3 separate regions of the Homo sapiens genome follow, and all the other regions are linked to region 2. The links are chromatin loops, found by intact Hi-C in ENCODE. Cell type or tissue: PC-3. All regions are shown on one strand.

The links. A loop is a pair of places that touch in the nucleus more often than their neighbours do. Peaks named below come from ENCODE experiments on the same cell type or tissue, not always from the same donor. Only the 100,000 strongest peaks of a DNase experiment are listed, where the experiment ranks them.
Region 1: it touches region 2 in a loop (6-fold over the local background); 4 of 110 quality-filtered maps call a loop at or near these places.
Region 3: it touches region 2 in a loop (7-fold over the local background); 2 of 110 quality-filtered maps call a loop at or near these places.

What each region holds. Positions count from the first base shown.
Region 1 is chr13:73,671,390-73,673,889 of GRCh38, forward strand. No RefSeq gene overlaps it. Among named protein-coding and RNA genes, the nearest start is that of LINC00393, 11 kb to the left of the region's middle. In PC-3, no CTCF peak of the experiment used is centred here; a DNase peak (open chromatin) is centred at 1,402; H3K4me3 peaks cover 533 bases; H3K27ac peaks cover 2,500 bases.
Region 2 is chr13:73,335,739-73,338,238 of GRCh38, forward strand. No RefSeq gene overlaps it. Among named protein-coding and RNA genes, the nearest start is that of LINC00392, 230 kb to the right of the region's middle. In PC-3, no CTCF peak of the experiment used is centred here; a DNase peak (open chromatin) is centred at 1,223; H3K27ac peaks cover 2,500 bases.
Region 3 is chr13:73,170,411-73,172,910 of GRCh38, forward strand. No RefSeq gene overlaps it. Among named protein-coding and RNA genes, the nearest start is that of KLF5, 110 kb to the left of the region's middle. RefSeq lists an enhancer at 1-8. In PC-3, no CTCF peak of the experiment used is centred here; a DNase peak (open chromatin) is centred at 1,071; H3K4me3 peaks cover 630 bases; H3K27ac peaks cover 2,500 bases.

The DNA of each region.
Region 1 (2,500 bases), 340 kb after region 2:
GTCAGTCATATACACTATTTCATTTCTTGTGTCTAAACAAGGCCTGCTTAAAAAAAATGGGTGCTCAATAAGTATTTGTTGAATAAATGCATTATGACAGAAATTATGTTTTTTACTTCTTGATTGTCCTTCTGTCTGATAAATATACTAGCTTCTAAAAAAAATACTTGCCTGGTGCCCTGAAGTACATCTATAGTTCCAGGTAATCAGGAGGTTGAGGCAGGAGGATCCTTGAACCCAGGAGTTCAAGGCCCACTTGGGCAACATTGTGAGACCTATCTCTATTTTTTAAAAAATAAACATCTAACCTTTCATAATTGTTCTTAAAGGAATTCCTTTAATTTTAAACACCCCAATAAAACTGGAAAATGCCATATATGTAGGAAATTAAAGCTAGGTAAACTTAGTTAATGCCACTGATTTACTACTGAGTAAGAACAGCACGTTGTATAAATTGAGCTATTTTTCACTGGGGCCAGAATGTGGATTTGACTAAGATTGGATTGCTAGGATGACTATATATAGCATCAATGTGATTAAGAGCCTGGTCTTCGGAGTAGACAATTCAGCTTTGCCACTTACTCATCGTGCGTCTCTAGGTAGCTGCTCGACTTCTTTGAACCTCAATATTGTTACCTCTAAGATCCACATTGTAATGTCTTCCTCACAGAGATATGTAAGGCTTAGATGAGACAATGCTTATCAGGCAAGTAGCACCATATGTGGGATGTGTAAGTGCCCCATGTCTGGGAACCAGGAGCTATTAGGGTATTTCCAAATTCCACTTAGACTTTACCTCCATCTTTGGTAAAGTTTAAGTAGGTACAGTTTACCGCCATCTTTGCTGATCTAATTCTTTTAAAAAATATAAGCATGGGAGCCTTTGCATTTTATATTTAACTCCTGATTATCCAGGGGCAAAAACAGAAAGAAACTGTCTCCAGACCTACTCCCTCCCTGCCACCCACACAAACCTCTGCTTTTACAGCTATTAGTTTCATTTCTTTCCCCAGAACAATAGCTACTTTCCAAAGTAATGAAAACCCCAAAAAGATGGCCGAAAGGAACAGAAGGTTCAGAGGGCTAATCTGTGGATAACTGGCTCATAGGCAGCAAATTATTCATTCTAATCGAGAGTTTCGGGAATGCAGGCCTCCATAGCAGATGCCAAGCTGAGCAAGAGGAAAGAAATCACACAATTTCCCTGGAGGTTGAGTTGAGGCCCACAGCTATAAAATATAGCCTTTTGTGTGCTGAATGCTGAACCGGGACACATTAAGACAAGAGATGTTTATTTATAGGCATCAATAAAGTGAAAGCATAAGCCATATGAACAGAATTGGGCTGGTCAAGGACAGTTAATTCCTGCAAATACCTTGTTACTCATTGAATGTAAATGATCTACTTCTGCATTTTATCATGTTTACACAGTGATATTCTGTGGTGGCTGCTTCCAGGTTTATGTGTGTTTTTAATCTGGGAAAGTCCAGGGTTTATTCAACTCTTATGATGAATGAAAGGTCATTGGTAAAAATCAGGAACCAATCTAAACTGAAAAGATAGCAAGTCTGGCCAAAAGTGTATTAACTTATTTCAATAGTTTCTTTAGAAATCTATCATCTTGACATAAGAAATGGCTTCTCACATTGCAAATAAAAGATCAGAATTGTTTTGGCTATTCAAGGTCTCTCATGGTTTTATATGAATTTAGGATTGTTTTTTCCACTTATGTGAAAAATTTGATTGGAATTTTGATAGGGATTGCACTGAATCTGTAGATCACTTTGGGTAGTATGGACATTTTCACAATATTAATTCTTCCAATCCATGAACACAAAACATCTTTCCATTTGTGTTTTATTCAGTTTCTTCCGTCAGTGTTTTAGAGTTTTCAGTATATCACTTCCTTTGTTAAATTTGTCGATTAAAAATAGCAGATATTTTGATTAAATAAGCATCAACAACACCCCCAAATGGTGCCTTCTGCTTTCATTCGAGTCACAAAGGGTACTTTTGCACAGATGTGCCAGGTGAAAGGGAGTAAAGTGAGAGAGAAATAAGCAGAACTCCAAACTGTAGGTACCATATTTTATTTAAATGATCTATTGACCAATGAAGTAGTTACTGTGCATTAGCCACATTTTACAGATAAAGAACTAGAGAATCAACAAGCTTGACTTATTTACCTAAGACCAACAAAGTTAGTAAGCCACAGGGTGGGGCACCAAACCTTGGTGTATTAGCCTAGTTGAATCCTGAGCCTCCCTCTACAATAATATTTTTATGTTTCTTAGAAGAAAAAATGTTGTGTGTGTGAGAGTGTGTGTTTTCTTTCTTAATTATTATTATTTTTTGAGACAGACTTTTGCTCTTGTTGCCCAGGCTGGAGTGCAGTGGCAAGATCTCAGCTCACTGCAAACTCCGCCTCCCAGTTTTAAGCGATTCTCCTGCCTCAGCCTCTGGAGTAGCTGGGTTTACAGGCATGTGCCACCACACTCGG
Region 2 (2,500 bases):
AGACGGTTTTCATACAAGGCAGTACAAAGAATAAATACTAAGCATGTACCAAAACTTTAGACTCAGAAATGGGCCTTTGCTATATGACCAAATTGAGTATGACATGAATTGGAGGCCAGGTTGTTGATTAGAAACAATGTGGTAACTTGTGACTAGTTGAATCTGTCAAAGACATAGAACCTGCTGGGCATGGTGTCTCTTGCCTGTAATTCCAGCACTTTGGGAGGCCGAGATGGGCGGATCGCCTGAGCCCAGGAGTTTGAGGCCTGCCCAGCCAGCAAAGTGAGGCCCTGTCTCTACAAAAAATACAAAAATTAGCCAGGTGTGGTGGCATGTGCCTGTAGTCCCAGCTACTCTGGAGGCTGAGATGAGAGGATTGCGTGAACCTGGGAGGTTGAGGCTTCAGTGAGCTGTGATTGCACCACTGCATTCCAGACAGGGTGACGCAACGAGACTTTGTCTGAAAAGCAACAACAACAACAAATACAACAAAATCCAGACGTAGAACCAAATTTGCTATCATGTAGTACTTTTTAATTATGCTGGCAGCCTTAGAGAAGTAGCTCATTCTTGAAACATACTCTCTAAATTACCTTGTATGATTTAGCAGTAAAAAATTTTTAGAAGATCAAGAATATCATATATATGAGGATGCACGCGCACACACACACCATTTTCTGTTCAGTTTCAGCAAGTTTATAAACCCCATGAATCTATTTGTCAACTCTCTATGGCACCATGTGCTAGAAAATAAGCATCTCTGGTTTAGAAAACTAGTGTGTTTTTATGTACCCTGGTTTGTTCATTTGTCTGTTTTCTGTTTTTTGTTTGTTTGTTTTGTTTTTGTTTTTTGACCAGCTCGTCAATCTTTAAATCTGTTTTGCAAAATCTTAGTTAAAAAAGTATTTCTTTTCAAAGACGAGAGTAACTTTTAAAAAATTTGTGTCATTCTACAGATTCCATTTTCCTGCTGCAAACTAGAGATCCTGTCTCATCTTGGATGTAATTCCTACAGTTAGACTTCTATCAAAGGGTCATTGTGCCAACTGGAATTCTTTCCAATTCGAGAAATAAGAATTTGAGGAATCTCTAAGGGTAGAAATGACTTCTATCGGGAGACAGCACACTAACGCAAGAGGGCCAATGGGGTTCTGCCACCTGTATTTGTAAATAAAATTTCACTGGTACACAGCCATGCCTGTTCACTATTGTCTATGGTTACTTTGTGTTACAAAGGCCAAGTTGAGTAATTGCAGCAGAGGTTATGTGGCAGCAAAGCCTAAGAGATTTGTTATCTGGCCTCTTACCGAAAAAGTTTACCTATCCTTGTTGTGTATCATTCTGATTCACAATTTATCACCCTCAGCACTATTGACATGCAGGGCTGGGTGATCTTTCCTGTGTATGTTGGGGGAGTGTCTTGTGCTTTATAGGATGTTTAGTGGCATCCTTGGCCTCCTCTATGCACTACATACCAGAAGACCCCCTACCCTCACCCCAGTGGTGACCATCAAAAAGGCCTCCAGATGTTCCCAAATGTCCTGGTTGAGAACCATGATTCCAGCTTGACAGATTCTGTCTTTTCAACTGGAGAGGAGAGGAGTCCATACCTACTTCATGCCTTAAGAATCTCTTCCATCAGAAAACTTTGCACTAGAACATTCTTCCAAGGAATACAATGTCTTCTGCTATTATATCAATTCCTGTCTGTCCTTTCAGTTTTTAAAAGAGGCAGAACACTACTGATCTCCATTGCTTGAATAGAAGTTTCTCTAGAATCTTTGTACTTACTAAGAAGTCATTCCTCCCCTCAATATTATTCAGTGCTACCGTCACTTCAAGCCCACATAAATGGAATAATTTGGATTTTCTACTACAGAAAAAGTAGCAGTTGTGTACATGCAAGCTATTATCACTGTTACAGTTCTTCCTCTGACTTAACCTGAGACCGGTATGTGGAGCTATCTTCATTAAGATATCCATTAAGAAATTTAGTGAATGAGAAAGATTTATGGCATGTATCCTAATCAGAGAAGCATCACTGTCTGAGAATGTGAATGATTCCCTTTCTAAACTCTACAATTACCTGGTTCTGTTTCACTATAAGAATTGCCTCAACAATATAATTATACTGCAAGTATTTTTCTTTTCACATTTTATCTTCATTTAGTTAATGACAAAGCTGTATATAGACACATACATATATATGTGTGTGTGTATATATATATGCATATATATATATATGAAGTCTTCCAACTTCTTTTAAAACAAAGGGGTGGCTTAAACTAACTGACTTTAAGGAAAGAGTTTTTCTCTTAAAAGCTGACATCTAAAAAATAGATCTATATTTCTTTTTAAATAGGTTAACAGAATTACAATTTTAGCAATCTAAATAATATTGTTGAACCTGATGGTATTTGTACTTTCTGAACTAAGCAGATATTATCTTTTAATATTTATCTTAAGCAGATATGGGTGAACTGATTTTTATGAAGAAGTC
Region 3 (2,500 bases), 170 kb before region 2:
CTTGCTCTGTCGCCCAGGCTGGAGTGTAGTGGCATGATCCCGGTTCACTGCAACCTTCGCCTCCCAGGTTCAAGTGATTCTCCTGCCTCAGCCTCCCGAGTAGCTGGGACTATAGGTGCGTGCCACCACGCCTGGCAAATTTTTGTATTTTTAGTAGAGACGGGGTTTTACCATGTCGGCCAGGCTGGTCTCAAACTCCTGACCTCAGGTCATCCACCCACCTTGGCCTCCCAAAGTGCTGGGATTACAGGTGAGAGCCACCGCACTGGGCCTCACAGGCCTTTCTGAATCCAGTTTTTATTTCCTGAAATGCATACGGGTCAAAAATAATCCATATCAAATGCATATTAATTTATAGGTATCTTTTTCAAGGAGGATGATTAGCAAGGAAATAATCATCGTTTCCACTCTCCCAATGTGATTATTTGTTTCTATGACAGAATCTAATTTCTCACATCTCTCCTTGTTTACTGATTGACAATCTATAGTCCTAGACTTCATTTCTGCATTTTACGTTTCTGCACCTGTGAAAAGGGCTTGAAGGCGAAAGATGAGCATCTTTAGAGACAATGGGCTTGGGGGAAAGAAAATGGCTTGGTACAGGTTGTTATTTTTTGTTCGCTAACTGGAGTGAATGCTTTTTAAACAGTATCTTCCCCATTGGGACAATTGGAAGAACAGTGACATTCATTTTATAGTTTTTGCTTGTTGGGTACTTATTCCTTTCGAAAAGAAAGGAAATTCCATACTCCAGGAGTCCATCTGTTGTTACATTTCATGAGAAATAAATGCACTGGAAAATATAGCTAAACACACTTGGTTCACATTTTCTCCACCTTTGAACTGATACCAGTCATAAAACTCCATCTTGTATAGACAATCTGTTAAAATAAGTTACTAAGAAACCCAAACAGGTATAAAGGTCGCTCTCAGTGTGAATGGTTTTTTTTTTTTTTTTTTTTTTTTTTGCAGTGGTTATGACCAACCCAAAACTCACTCTGAGTTGGCTTTTATAGTCGATATTTTAAACTGTAAACCATGTTATATGACTGTAGAGCCGCACCCAGTAAAGTCAATTTTCCTGTTTTGGAACTCTCGTGCGATGCAGCACATAATCCCTGTTCATTTGTCATGTTCTCACCTTGTTCAGGGCCTCAGAGTTTATGAGCAGGTTACTCCACTGCATTTTAAACATGTCATCTCTCCCAAGGTGTCTTTTAAGAAATACTTATGCAATCAAAAGGAAGCCAAATATGTCCTTAGTATAAGAGACAGAGGATGTTGTTAATGAACTGGAAGGAATTCTACTTCTGGAAAGTCTGAGGAAAAGTTATCAAATTATAGGAATGGCATCTAGATTTGAGGGCAAAAACAGGTACATTAAAGGGCAGAGACTGCTCTTTTCTCTCTCTACCATTTTCTAAGCATCTATTATTTACCAGGCATTTTGTGAAGCATTTCACTTACATGTTCTCGTTGAATACTTGGTGAGTCTCTGTGAAATATCAAGAAAATGGCTTAAGAAAGGTGAATGGCTTGCTCAAGTTCACACAGCGAGGAATTTGCTGACAGAATTCCAGAGTGTGGTTTAGCCCCAACACGGCCTTCATCCCGGGCCACCTACTGGATGGAGACCTCCTTGCCGTGGCTTCCTACATCCCTGCTCCCATGACTTTACTGTTGCAAGGGTAGAAGAACAGATGTATCTTTTTGGATTTGGCCTGACTTTTCAAAGATAAGATAAAGAAGAGCTGGTAATAAGGCTGAGAATTGACACGTTCTTGGTTGGCTCAGCTGAACTGAAGAGCTTCTGTTCTCATCTGGATAGACAGGAAATAATGTGTGACATACAGACAGCTTGTTTTTCTCTAAATTTGAGCAATGGTGAGTCATTACTTTTATTAAAGTTAGAGATGATCCTTTCTTTTTCTGTGCAGGAAAATCTATTGTTTTTCACACAACCCACTCCTACTTTTAAATAAATCAGTTAAATTGCCTATATTTTAAATAAAACTTTTTCAAACTCCTTTACCTACCAGCCTAGAGGCAGGAATATTTCTTTTCTCTTTCAGCCTTGCCTAAGGAAAAATGCTTCTTTTTTTTTTTTTTTTTTTTTTGAGACAGAGTTTCACTCTGTATCCCAGGCTGGAGTGCAGTGGAACGATCTTGGCTCACTGCAACCTCTGCCTCCCGGGTTCAAGCGGTTCTCCTGCCTTAGACTTCGGAGTAGCTAAGATTACAAGTGTGCACCACAGGTTTCACCATGTTGGCCAGGCTGGTCTTGAACTCCTGACCGCAAGTGATCCACCCGCCTCAGCCTCCCGAAGTGCTGGGATTACAGGCATGAGCCACCGCACCTGGCCTTCTGCAGTTTTCTAGGCCTGGTTAGAGAGGACAAAATAAATCCTGGGAAGACCTCCAGCTGGCCACTAGCAAGAGGTGGGAGGAGGATACACTTCCTTCCTTTTTTTCCTACTTTCCGCATCTTAATGCCAGGCAT